Linked DNA regions of Homo sapiens: regions 1 and 2 are each linked to region 3. Evidence: chromatin contacts called from ENCODE Hi-C or POLR2A ChIA-PET data. All regions are on one chromosome and are shown on one strand. The core of a region is the stretch at or near the end of the contact, and the rest is flanking DNA. Distances in the headings are between cores, read along the strand shown. Region 1 overlaps LAMA3 (laminin subunit alpha 3). Region 2 holds the start of LINC02958 (long intergenic non-protein coding RNA 2958). Region 3 overlaps TTC39C (tetratricopeptide repeat domain 39C).

Region 1 (4,308 bases), core at 1,550-4,049, 110 kb after region 3:
AGGCGGAGGTTGCAGTGAGCCGAGATCGTACTACTGCACTCCAGCCTGGGTGACAGAGCAAGACTCCAACTCAAAAAAAAAAAAAGAAAGAAAGAGAAAATGTTGATGTGATAAATGCACATGGTGCCAGCATCAACAGTAAACTACTGATTGGATTCCCTATGAAACTTTTAGTTTCTTAAGATTTGTCATGCTACACAATGAAAAAGCTGTGTCCTAAAGCTAGGACTCCCCAGGATGGGCCAGAACCCAGCATTGATCCCTAAGGGCTGACTGCAGTGCCGGTGTTCAGAGGCAGACACTGATCGGATGTGGCCTGCTCCTGAAAAGGATATGTGGGAGGGCCCATGAGATGGTTTATACCCTCAGGTTGAAAGAAGGCTGCAAAAAGAAACTTGGTCTGTAAAGAGTATTGTAAATGGGGTGCTACTATTTGGCCCAGATGTTAGATGCTGGGTGTGATTAAGGTGGTTTGAAGAGAATTTATCCAAAGCCAAAGAATACCCAAATCCTGCCCCATCCTGTGATTTCTCTGAGTTGAAAATAGGGGCCGGGCACGGTGGCTCACGCCTGTAATCCCAGCACTTTGGGAGGCCGAGGAGGGCAGATCACGAGGTCAGGAGATCGAGACCATTCTGGCTAACACGGTGAAACCCCGTCTCTACTAAAAAATACAAAAAATTAGCCAGGCATGGTGGCAGGCGCCTGTAGTCCCAGCTACTTAGGAGGCTGAGGAAGGAGAATGGTGTGAACCCAGGAGGCGGAGCTTGCAGTGAGCTGAGATGGTGCCACTGCACTCCAGCCTGGGCGACAGAGCAAGACTCCGTCTCAAAAAAAAAAAAAAAAAGAAAATAGGAACAGAGGTTGAGAAAAGTAAACATTAACAATGAGAATCCTCCTTAGCAATTAATGTGTGGTGTATATTATATATATAATGTGTATTATAAATAATGGATAATATGGTATGTATTTTTATGAAATATATATAAGTTACTGCATATAGCAAAGCAAAGTAATACTCTGTTGCCTGCTGGGGTATAATAAATATACTTTATTGTATAACACTGGAGCTCTGGCCCAAACCCCAGTGCAAAACCCAAGAGGGCCAGGCTGAGCCCTGGTCAAGGCTAGGGCAGCCTAAGCAGCTAGCATCCAAGCTGGTGGAGAGACCTGCTTTCATTATGCCCATTTCTAGGCCCAGATTTGAGCCCGGGGCTCTTTTTTTCCCACTGCAAGCAAACATCACACCAAAATGTGCCACTGGGTCTGGAGGAAAAGGGCAAAAATTGCATTAAGGCGGAGGACAGTCCCTAGACCTGAGCTGTTGATAGGCTCATCTTACTTAACTTTGTGGGGTGGGGGGAAAGGCAAATCTGAGACAAGAAAGACAGGTGCCCAAGGCTGCCTCAAGTAACCCTGGTGCAATTAACGCTGTGGCAGGGGGTAGGAGAGAGGAAGGGAGAGGGCACTCACAGAGCTCAGCCCTGGAGCTGTGGCCCCATCAGAGCGCCCCATCAGAGCCTTGAACTTGACAAACCTAGAAAAGCACCCCTCCTCTCTGGGGACAGAGGGAGTCCCAACTTTCCCTTCGTCTGGCATTCCCAAGATGGGTTTTTGAGATAATTTTGTTATTTCAGACATCAAATAACATTAAAACACATATTCCATTATTAAGTTATTCCTTTTTCAATTCTCTTTCTAGCGTTTGGACGAGGACAAGGAACAGCTTTTGGCTTTGTGCTAGTATGTCTTAAACACCCTCTTGATTACGTGTTAAGCACCTTTTTCTCCAAGCAAAGAACACATAGGTCACACTACTTAGTTTGATATTAACAGTGTTTGGTTTTCAAATGTTTATTTCTCAGGGTTATCTATTATTTATGGTAAAGAATATTGGGTTTCCATTTATGGGAGAGATAAAAAGATCCCATAGAAGCACATTTAAAATAAATAGTTTGATGGAGAGAAAACAGTTAAGCCAATGTTTTACCTTATGGCAAAGATGGTGAAAATGGCACAAATTACTGTAATTTGAAACACATTATGTTAACCAAAAAATCTCTGTCTATAACCTAAAACCTACGTTTTTGCATTCCCTGGAGGAGAAGCCAATAGATTCAGGTTTAGGAAGTGGCAGAGAAGCTCTATCTTCACCCTTTCAGGGCCTGCGTCTCAACCTGCACCTTAGAAATGAAGGCTTTGGGTTAAGAAATGGGCACTTACTCTATGTGGTTGTGAACATTAATTAGATCCTTAAAAATCATTTAAAGTATTTTGAGATTCTCATATGGTGAGTATTTTGAATATCTCATACAATTATGCCTATAATATAAGGTGAATTGTTTCTGTCCATGGCTCTGAACATAACTATTTACCTTTGGTTTCCCTGATGGAGGTGATCCCAGGTAAACTGGCGCTCTGATGCTGATGGTGGAGTTTCCAGGCAAACTTCCCTCCCGGGCCCTCAGTCCATCCACAACCAAGCGCCCCTTTTCCCCATCATGGCCAAACACCACCTTCAGAGTAAGAAAGATACGTGAGTTGTATTTTTACCTTTGACAATTGGTGTTGTATTTTATTAAATATTAGTGGCCAAATTAAAAAAAAATGTTTTCATGCTCCTTCAAATAGCTTCAAAAGATGAGAGATTTTTTCCTCCGGTTATCACTATCACCATCGTTTTGTGAGATTATGTGAAATACTGAACAAACTGAGCTCAAAAGGGGAACTGAAAAAAAAAGGTTGCTTAGAAGTGAACTAATCAAAAGAGATTATAGAATTCATCTGGAAACTTACACAAAAGAGAAACAGTTCAAGGCACAGCCACAGGCAACCCCCTCCATGTAACAAAGGGGCAGGGACAGTTTATACAGTGCTGGGGACGGGGGTGTGTTGGAGTCGTGGCACCCTGGGCTGGCCTCTTGGAGCAGGTAGAACGAGGGCACTTCTCTTCAAACAAGAGGAGTGTTTAAACTCTTTGCTAAAATTTCTGATCCCTGGGGTCTGGTGTGGATTCTGCCATCTCATAGGTGTGGTGAGACTATTCACTACGGACACTTCCATTTATATGCCAAGCTGTGACCTTTGGCCTCTACTGCCTGCTGACACCTGGGCTTGAAGGTCTGACAGGCCACTCAACCCTGAGATGTTCACGACAGAAATCCTCATTCTCCCCCAGCTCTGAACTGCTCTCCTCCTGGCCACATCTGCCTCTTCTCCATCTTCATCTCAGTAAATGCCCACTAATGACTCAATTGCTGGCCCCAAATCACAGGATGTGATCTGGACCCTCTCTTCCTCTCACCCTCTATATGTGATCCATCAGCAAGGCCGCGTGGTTCTACCTTCAGCATGCGTCCTGGCGGTCACTTCTCCCGACCTCCCCACAGCCTCCGCAAGCAAAGGCAATAGCAGCCATGTGGGCCCCCTGCTGCTACTCTTGCCCCCTGGCAGTCTCTTCAGCTAAAGAATTAAATAATATATGAATCTGTACATGTAAGAGTTTTATTTTTTTTATTTTTATTTTTTTGACAGAGTCTTGCTCTGTCGCCCAGGCTGGAGTGCAGTGGTGTGATCTCGGCTCACTGCAACCTCCACCTCCTGAGTTCAAGCGATTCTCCTGCCTCAGCCTCCTGAGTAGCTGGGATTACAGGTGCATGCCACCATGCCCAGCTAATGTTTGTATTTTTAGTAAAGATGGGGTTTCACCATGTTGGTCGGGCTGGTCTCGAACTCCTGACCTTGTGATCAGCCCGCCTTGGCCTCCCAAAGTGCTGGGATTACAGGCATGAGCCACCGCGCCTGGCCAAGAGTTTTAAGACTCTTTAAAAGCTTTACAGACACTTTCAAATAAAGTCCAAAGTCGGAGCTTGGCCTTCAAAGCTTAAATGATCTGGGCTCTGTCTTCCTCTCTAATTCCATTTCTTATTGCTTTGTGTTTTGTTCATTCAGCTAATTCCCACCTCCAGGTCCTTGTTATTTGCTCTTCCCTCTTCCTGGAACCCCCTCCCCATAACTTCATGTGACTACCACCTGCTGTACCAGGGCTTTCTCTACTGCCTTATTTAAAATAGTCTCCCTGCTCTGTCATTTTCTTACCTTGCTCTAGTGTTTTCTCAAAGCACTTACCAATCTCTGACATTACATTGAGGATTGTTTGCTTATGTGTTCCAGGAAGGCAGCTGAATGACTAAGGGAATGCAACTTGTCAAGTCACTTACATTTTCTGAAGTCCAGTTGCCTCATTAGAGAAATAAATAGGTCCCTTATTGCCTTAAATGGTATTTCTTGAAATCTGGAATGGCTTTA
Region 2 (4,479 bases), core at 1,845-4,344, 69 kb after region 3:
TACGTACCTTGCTTATTTCGTTACAACAGATAGGAATAAATTTAAACTAATTGAGGCATCTCCTGATCCCACATCTAGTTTGAGTTATCCAAACAAGAAGAGGAAAATTTGTTTTGGGTAAGGTTTTATGTTTTCTTTGCCTCGATATTCTTATCTACTTTGAAATGTTTTATTGTAAACATTTTAGTCTGTTTTTAATAAGTTTTAACAATCAATCTAAAACTCATTATTTGCTTTAAAAATATGCAACTGAAGACAAATCACCTGTATATCACTCTGTCTCCAGGATACTTTTGCGTATATTTGGTGAGTTACTTAACTAGTATTAATTTTCAAGTAGTAATTCAGTTGTGGGAAGCCAAATGTTTACCTTAAGTGTGTTTTCTTATTAAAAATTAAGATCTATACTAGACAATGAGACTAGACAAATGTTATGTCTGAATGTTTGTATGTCCCCAAAATTGCTATGTTGAAATCCTCACCCCTAAGGTAATGACATTAGGAAGTGAGGCCTCTGGGAGGTGATTAATTCCAGAGAGTGAAGCTCTCATGAATGGGATTTGTGCCCTTGTCAAAGAGGCCCCTGAGAGCTGCTTAGCCCCTTCCACCATGTGAGGACGCAGCTAACCAATAAGCGGGCCCTCACCGGACACTGAATATGCCTTGACCTTGGCTTTTCACCTCCAGAACTGTAAGAAATAAATTTCTGTTGTTTACAAGCCACTCAATTTATGGCATTTCATTATAGCCACCCAAATGGACTAAGACAACAAATAAAAGAGTTGCAAACAGAAATGCGCTCAACTGTCTACTTTGTCTACTCAAGAACTAAGTCTTCTTGGTTAAAGAGAATCAGAAACTTGAGGTAGTCATCTAAAGAAATGTGGTAAAAATTCCACTAAAATGAGAACTGCTTCAGAACATGATATAATAAAGTACTATTCTGTACTGGACAGTGAAGTTAGTGGTTGGTGGAGTTTGTCTTTAGTAGACAAACCTCCTCCTCATCTTTCTCATCCTCTGTGCCCAGGGCCAGCAGTGTCCATGAAATAGGCAGAATTTCAGGGAAAGGAGGATTTGTACCTTTATACTTTGCCCATCTGTGACTGATACACAACGTGTCCATTTACTGAATCTCTGCTAGGTAGGTACTGAGAATTCAACTAATAACAACAATAATAACTAACACATGATACTATGTGGTGGGTACCAGTCTAAGTACTTTCAATATATTAATACTTTTAATAATCATTACATCCTATTAGGTAGGTACTATTAATTATCTCCTGTTTACAGAGGAGGAAACAGAGGCACAGTTAGCACTACTAAGTGACAAAATCTGGATTTTTACCCAGGCATCTTGGCTGCAGAGTCCTACCTTGACTATGCTATACTGCCTTTCAGATGGAAAGGTAAATAAGGTACCATTTCTGTCCTTGAAGTGCCCTGGTCCAGTAGGGGAAACAGATGCAGTTATTCATTCATTTGTTCCTTCCTTTCTTCCTTCAATGTTCATTAAGCACCTGCTCCATGTCAAGAGCTTGGTATATCCCTAGCCCCCATGGAACTTACAGACATACAAGCTGTCATAAAATGTGGCAAATGCAAGATGGAGACATGTACAGAGTATTTGTTATGGGACCTCCAACTAGTAGCAATTAATGTAGTCTTGGGGGTTAGGGAGAGCTTCCTAAATAAAGTGATATTCTTATTTATTTATTATTTTTTTTTATTTTTTTATTTTTTGAGACAGAATCTTGCTCTGTTGTCTAGGCTGGAGTGCAGTAGTCTGATCTTGGCTCACTGCAACCTCTGCCTCCCAGGTTCAAGTGATTCTCCTGCCTCAGCCTCCTGAGTAGCTAGGATTACAGGCGTGCACCACCATGCCCAGCTAAGTTTTGTATTTTTAGTAGAGATGGGGTTTCACCACATTAGCCAGCCTGGTCTGGAACTCCTGGCCTCAGGTGATTCACCCACCGTGGCCTCCCACAGTGCTGGGATTACAGGCATGAGCTACCGCACCGGGCCTTGAGGTTCTTTTCTAAGGATGAATTGCACATCTCCTGTTAAAATAACACAACTCCTGGGAGACTTACTGATCAGTTGGATTCGTTATTTTCTAACATTTTGAATTTTTGAATGAATTTTTCTTCCTGAGGAGCAGGTTCTGATGAATACTGCTGAGAAAGGGACATTGTTGGTGTTGGGCAGCTGGGGTCAGTGAGAGGGGTTCCCCTAGAAGCAGGAGGGAGGTGGAAGCTTCTGAAGGGTCCACTTGCTTTGCCTCCCAATTTCCCCTTTCTTTCTGCTCCCAGGCCCAAGGCTGGACAGATCCACGTAGGCTCAACTGCCCTGAGAATGGTTCAAGCTCCAGAATGACTATGTTCCTTCCTTTTATATTCTTGGTCAATGTCTTAGTTCCTCGTGGAGAAAACCTGCTGTTTTAAATCTATATGTGCTCATTTTAAAAGTAATTTTTAATACTGTGTTCTGGGTCTATGATTATCCATTTGAAATCCGAAATTTGGGTATTTTAGAGTTCTGTGTTATGGTAAAAGTTGCTTAAGAAATCATTTGTATGTAATTTCAAGCTGTCCATGGGTTGGGGATTTAGGCTGCCAGGAGGATTTCTACTTTATGAAGAGAAGGACACCACCATGGAGAATCACCCTGGCTGCATAATCTGTGTGTGATCCTTCTTCCAAGAGAGGATGGAAAAGGCGTTTGCTCCCTTGCACGAAGAGAGTATGTGGTTTGTTATGTGGTGTTTACATTCTTTGTATACTTAGAGGAGATCCAAACAGACTTCTATAGCGCAGGAGGATTTGATAGAAAGTTAGGTAGTGTGTCAGTGTAAGAAAGGGAAAGAAAGCAAGGTAAAGGGATACAGATGAATGGGGTGTGGTTTTAGGTGGTGTAGCCAAGGAGGCTGTTTCTAAGGAGGTGACCTTTAAGCAGAGCCTGTGTGAAATGAGAGCGAGTCACCGCCGAGAGGAGGGGGAGGGGGAGAGCCAGACAGACGCCGGACATTGGCCAGCGCTGACGCAGGCCCTTGGCTGGGCAGTCCAGGGGGAATCATTATTACGGGAAGGCACATTTTCTGTAGCTTTGCCCGAAGAGAGAAGCTGTTTTCTCTCAGAGATGGAACATGTTAGCTGGTTGCCATGATGTCTTCATTTGTCCATCGCTGCCCCTCTGTGAGCAGGCAGCCATCAGGACAGAGAGTGGCATGCTGGACAGGCCGACTCTGACAAGGAGCAAGGTGAGAAGTGGGACCCATCCCACTCAAATGAGGTTGCCATGGTTATCGCCCCTGGGAGGATCTGTGCCCCTGGGGGAGAAAGGTTTCCTAACACAATACAGAGAGATGGAGAGGCCTCGGAGTCTAACTTCACACATTTCAACGTTTTGTTCAGAACCAATTCCAGATTCTGGAACAAAGCCTTCCTCCCTTTCTTTTTCCCTCCTTCTATTCACTTCTACCTCCTTCCTTTCATTCCTCCTCCCTCCTTCTCTTCTCTTCCTCTGTCCTTCCCTTAGAGACACATAATTACATAAACCCCAACCCTCAGTTCACAGCCCTCTCTCTTGGCTGTCCTGCGCAGCATCTTGGAGCAGAGCATTTTAAGTGCTTAGTGTTTCCCTGCTTCTCTCCTTCTCTTGAATGGGTGGCTGGCTTTAATCCTTCAATTCCCGAATGCTGTCACCCTGACACTGGGAGGCATGGGGGCCAGCAGCCCATAACCTGCTGTGACTGTGGAGGTACAGGGATGGCGATATTCATATGCTTACTGACTTGCCATCTAATGCGATGCAGACTAAATCTCCTCTGAACAACCTTTTGTTTTTAGAGGAAACAAACTTTCCAAAGATGTGCTGCATCGATTCCTGAGTGGAAGCACAGGGGAGCTGCAGGGAGTGCAGCCCTGGCAGTGTCAGGGTTCCCTGCAGCACCTTCTGTCCCTAATGCTGAGCAGCTGTCAGAGGGAGTGCTGCAGAGAGCTGCCCGCTGCCTGCTCGGGAAATCCTTTGCAAACTTCCCCAGTCACAGAGCATTAGAGCGGAGCCCAGTGAGTTACTGCCTGGCCTGCTATTTCTAGCCACCCCTCTCTTAAGCAGACATATGTACACAAGAGCATTTCTAGACAGAACTAGGTTTCCTGTCGCCTGTGGCTTCAAACAGCCTTTCATTATTAATCCTTTTAAAGAACATGAGCTGCACCTGTTCAGACTTTAGCAGGATTACAAGTAATTATTGGAAAAGAAGCGTGAAAAAGGTAGGAGCTCGGTTCTGTAGTACAAAAGTCTTGCATGGTGTCCGCCACCACCATATCTGCCACAGTCTCTCAGAATTCATGCTGCCTTGTGGATTACTACACAGCTCCCTGAATCTGGGTTAGGATACCTTTAAGGACAGAGTAACATACTCTCGAAGAGTTGAAAATAGGAAGAGGAGGAACAATTGAACAATTGTATATT
Region 3 (4,370 bases), core at 466-2,965:
TCTCATTCATGAGGTCTCCTCCTCCCAACAGGCCTGAGAGACAGGTACAGTCACCCAGGTCCAATTCCATGCCCTGCACACTCCACTGCGCCACATCTTCTAAGGATCCATGATAAATTTCCAATTCTCAATGTTTTCCCATAGTACGTAGCTGACACTGAGCCTGCTCCTGGAAGGATTAAAACATCAACTCCTTCCAAGCCAAATAACTAGGAGGGTGAGTAAGAAATCACACCAAACAAAAACAATAAAATTCGGGATCATCGTCTAATAAATAATTTATAGTTTTCCAGTTTGTTCCTTGGCTCCACCAAAGTTATCTAAGAGAAAACTGTAAATTTTCTTTAAAAAAAGCAATAATTTTTTTTTTAAAGCAAGATATTTAATTTTAAAATCACCCATCTAAGTCATGACTGGATAATATTCCTCAGTTTAAAATGAATAAAAAGTGACCTTTTCTATACTTAGGGCTTTAGGAAAAATTCTAATGAATTTAGTTTTGTTCCACTCACTCATTCAAGACATGTTTGCTGAACACCAAGTACACAGCCGGCCCAGTGCTATGTGCTGGGGACACAAAGATGACCAAGAATACGCCCGCTCTTCAGAGAGCATACACGGTCCAGTTTGGCAACTAGAAAGTCCGAACAGCCCTTCTAATAAACAGTGACGCAAAGTGAGTAAATGGTGTTTACTCTGACTCACGTCATCATCCCTTGTCACCATATTTTTTGTGGACAAATGAGGGCCCCCTAACACCATATTTGATGAAATCTGAAAAAGGCTACTTGCCATCTTTGATCTTCTCTTCTCTAGTATTCTTTTTAAAGATACATGAATATGTCTCCAATCACTCTCTATATTTTAATTCTCTGCAGAGCATTTATTACTATTTGATATTTGTGTCATTATTTGTTTGTTTGAATAAATGGAAGTCCCCAAGAGTGGGGACCCCATCTCTGTTACATGCTGCTGTCCTGACCACCTAGGACAGAATCTGGAGTTTAACAGGTCCCCAGTACATGCCTGTTTAGTGAACCAACCAACCACGTCCTACAAAATTCATACTTCCCATTTCATCTGACGAACTGTCCTCACAGGGTCAAAAAATGACTAGATAGAAGACCTTCATCACCTGAACCTGTAAAACTGCTTTCACCAACAAAAGCACACGTGCTTATTTCCTTTACCAGAAGATAGCTGTGGGGAAATTCACGGAAAGACTTTATTTGCTTTTCAGACATGACTCAAACCATGACCTTTAGGGACCTTTTAATCTAAAGGACGGCATGCCTCTAAAACCACTGACCACCCCAGCCTTTAGTTTATGAGTGTTTGATTCACAAATGTTTGGAATAGGTCCAGTCTTCTGTTCAGACTCGTTTTTATCATGTGCCCACCCTTTTGGGGAGTATGGGAGTCTGTAGCCACCACCAGCTCACCCCAGATGTCCCTGCAGGTCAGGGGCACCTCAGGCCTGGAGGGGTACCTGTCCCCAGACAGCATGGCCCCTGTGTGTACAGCGATGTTTGCATTTACAGCCACTGCAGTTTCTGTTTATTTTTGTTAACTGCTTGTGATATGGCCTTGCATCTTATCAGCAAAAAGACTTCGTAATACGCTGGCTGGTGCTGAGAAGCCATGAAATTCACCAAGATCAGTGAAGCTGTTAGCCTGTAACAGGCAGGGGATGGGAAGACTTTTGGGGCCAGTCGACTCTGGGTTTCCTCCCCACGGAAGGGAAGAATAAGCAGGAGGCTGGACAGTCCATTCCTACAGCCTGAGGTAGTAATTATCTACAGGTAGATCATTAATGAGCCGCTCTCTAAGAGGTACCCTAAAAACAATAATAACCAGGCCCTTGACCCTTACTTCCTACGGACTATTGCTCTGACTGATGCGTTTCTAGCACACACGTACATGAAGAATGCATCTCCTGAGTATGGCAAAATATACTCAGTCATGAAAGTAATTTAAAATACAGACAAGTTCAACAACAAGATGACAAAAACAGAATTGCATTTTTTTTTTTTTTTCCTGAGATGGAGTTTTGCTCTTGTTGCCCAGGCTAGAGTGCAATGGCATGATCTCAGCTCACTGCAACTTTCGCATCCCGGGTTCAAGCAATTCTCCTGCCTCAACCTCCTGAATAGCTGGGATTACAAGGCACCCGCCACCACACCCAGCTAACTGTGTATTTTCAGTAGAGACAGGATTTCACTATGTAGGTCAGGCTGGTCTCGAACTCCTGACCTCAGGTGATCCACCCTCCTCAGCCTCCCAAAGGGCTGGGATTACAGGCATGAGCCACTGTGCCTGGCCCACTTTTTTTTTTTTTTTTTTTTTTTGAGACAGGGTCTTGCTTTGTCACCCAGACTGGAGTACAGTGGTACAATCTCAGCTCACTGCAGCCTTGACCTCCCGGGCTCAAGCCATCCTCCTACCTCCCAAGTAGTTGGGACTACAGGCATGGGTCATCATGCCTGGCTAATTTCTGTATTTTTAGTAGAGACAGGATTCCGTCGTGTTGTCCAAGCTGGCCTTGAACTCCTGACCTCAAGTGATCTGCCTGCCTTGGCCTCCCAAAGTGTTGGGATTACAGGCATGAGCCACTGCACCAGGCCACATTTCACTTTTTAGCCTCTCTCTGGTGTCTAGCAAAGGAAAGGCAAGCAATGCAGGGGTGTCCCTTAGAACCTAGGAGTTTTAAGCAGGACAAATTATGAGAACAATGAGAAAGGAGAAATGGTGAACAGGACAGGGGATACGAGTGCCTGACCAGGCATTGGCGACTGGGGGCTGGCAGCCACAACCCTCTCAGAGCCCCAAATGGTGTCCAGGCACCAGCCAGCCAGGCCTGGGAAGAAGGAGGGGAGAAAAGAGAGAGAAAGCCAAATGAAGGCCAAGGAAAACGGTCAGACCCTGAGTCCTCCATCTTTTAATTGCCAAATGCTTTCTTGAGTTAGGACTACCCAGTCTAATTAATACGACAGACTATTTAGTAAGAGGATATTTAAGAGAGAAAGTAGCAACATAAAAATTAAGTTTGTCTTCAGATAACAATAGGGAAAATAGGAAATGTTTCCATTCCGTGTTTCCATTTATTTCCTTTCCAGTTATTACTTTAATCCTATACATTTCCCAAAACAAAATAAAAATGTTGGGGCTTGGGTGTGAGGGTTCCCGCCTGGGCCACTGACCTCCTGCCTCTCTCCTCAATGGTTCCTGCTCGGCCTCTAGCCTAGGTCCAAAGGGTGCTGGTTCCAGACCACTCTTCCTGGTCCCTCGGGTCGGGCTGGATCCCTCCTCTGGGCTCTCAAGATCCTCAGCCTTCACCCTTCAGAACACAACTCACACCCGCACAGTGCCTACCCAGCACAGGGTTCAGCACCCAGAATGCCCTCAATGGGTACTTGATGAATAAGCAAATGAATGAGTGAATGAGTGAGTGAGGGAACAGCCTGAGAAGCAAATGAACAGAAAACTATCTATGCTGAGCTATTTCAGGTGGCTATGAGATAGGTGAAATTGTTCCCATTTCTTTCCATGTTACAGAGCTGGCTGACTGAGTGAACAAACTCACTAACATAGTGCCTGGCATGTAGTAGGTACAATGTAACTATTTATTGAATGAAGTTAATAAATAATGAATTGGTCTAAATAAACAAAAATCTTTTCCACGCCTACGAAGTTACTCCTGAAAACAGGATTAATATTTGAGTAGTCTCTGGAACATACAAAATGTTTTGAGTGATTTCCTGCCTTTACCGTTGGCTCTCTTTAAAACATTATTTTACAAATATAGTTCTTGAATTGTCCACCTGTAGAATGCTGAAAAGTACTAAAGGTGGCATTATAAAGGCCACTTCTTATAAGAGCTAGGAGTCCTATCATAATTATAAAATTTTCTCTTGAGTTGGCCAACGCGTCTTAAGAACCACATAATCATGTATTGACATATTCATTCCATAACTGTATTGTTAAATTTTACCAATTTAAAAAGTAAATACAGTGTTTCAAAGAATATATTTCTACAATGGAAAATAACAAATCTATTTTTCTACCTACACACTGATTGCCAACCTCAGCCTAAAAATAACTTCTAGTCTTTGAAAAGCCCACTTAAGAAAAACAACCTCAAAACAGCAATCGCTGCTACTTCCTATGAAAACGTTACCTTAAAAGGTAAATATAGCACTTATAATTTTTTAATGAACAGGAGCAGAGTGCACAAAAAGAAAGCAATATTTTCTCAAAGCTATATAAAACTAATTCTATTTCAGAAGAATAGAGATAGGAAAAAAAAAGTTACATGTTTTAACCAAAAATATACATTTATCTCAAATACTTACCATGTCCTTCTTTCAAAA

The links. A loop is a pair of places that touch in the nucleus more often than their neighbours do. ChIA-PET counts read pairs that join two places held with the same protein, here RNA polymerase II (POLR2A). Pooled maps may share reads with other maps.
Region 1: a loop to region 3 is called in a pooled map, with 2.8 times the contacts of the local background. The contact joins two enhancer-like sites. A Hi-C loop is called at or near these places in 2 of 37 single-sample maps with no recorded cell type and 6 of 50 pooled maps. POLR2A ChIA-PET finds 5 or more read pairs at or near these places in 1 of 52 experiments (WTC11).
Region 2: a pooled map shows a loop between it and region 3 (2.3-fold over the local background). The contact joins the promoter of LINC02958 here to the enhancer-like site in region 3. A Hi-C loop is called at or near these places in 1 of 37 single-sample maps with no recorded cell type and 9 of 50 pooled maps. POLR2A ChIA-PET finds 5 or more read pairs at or near these places in 5 of 52 experiments (CD8-positive, alpha-beta memory T cell, GM12878, PC-3 and 1 more).

What each region holds. Positions count from the first base shown.
Region 1 is chr18:23,944,352-23,948,659 of GRCh38, reverse strand. It overlaps LAMA3 (laminin subunit alpha 3), which reads right to left. Exons shown (of 75, transcript NM_198129.4): 70 at 2,376-2,516. Among named protein-coding and RNA genes, the nearest start is that of LINC02958, 36 kb to the left of the region's middle. Within about 2 kb of position 2,799, at least 3 of the 41 ENCODE cell types and tissues checked have a DNase peak (open chromatin) inside an H3K27ac peak, as active enhancers do.
Region 2 is chr18:23,981,157-23,985,635 of GRCh38, reverse strand. LINC02958 (long intergenic non-protein coding RNA 2958) reads left to right here and starts at 3,094. Exons shown (of 2, transcript NR_199650.1): 1 at 3,094-3,262. RefSeq lists an enhancer at 3,804-3,913.
Region 3 is chr18:24,048,542-24,052,911 of GRCh38, reverse strand. All of the region lies in intron 1 of TTC39C (tetratricopeptide repeat domain 39C), which reads right to left. Among named protein-coding and RNA genes, the nearest start is that of TTC39C-AS1, 35 kb to the right of the region's middle. Within about 2 kb of position 1,715, at least 5 of the 41 ENCODE cell types and tissues checked have a DNase peak (open chromatin) inside an H3K27ac peak, as active enhancers do; they include PC-3, where a contact is called at or near this core.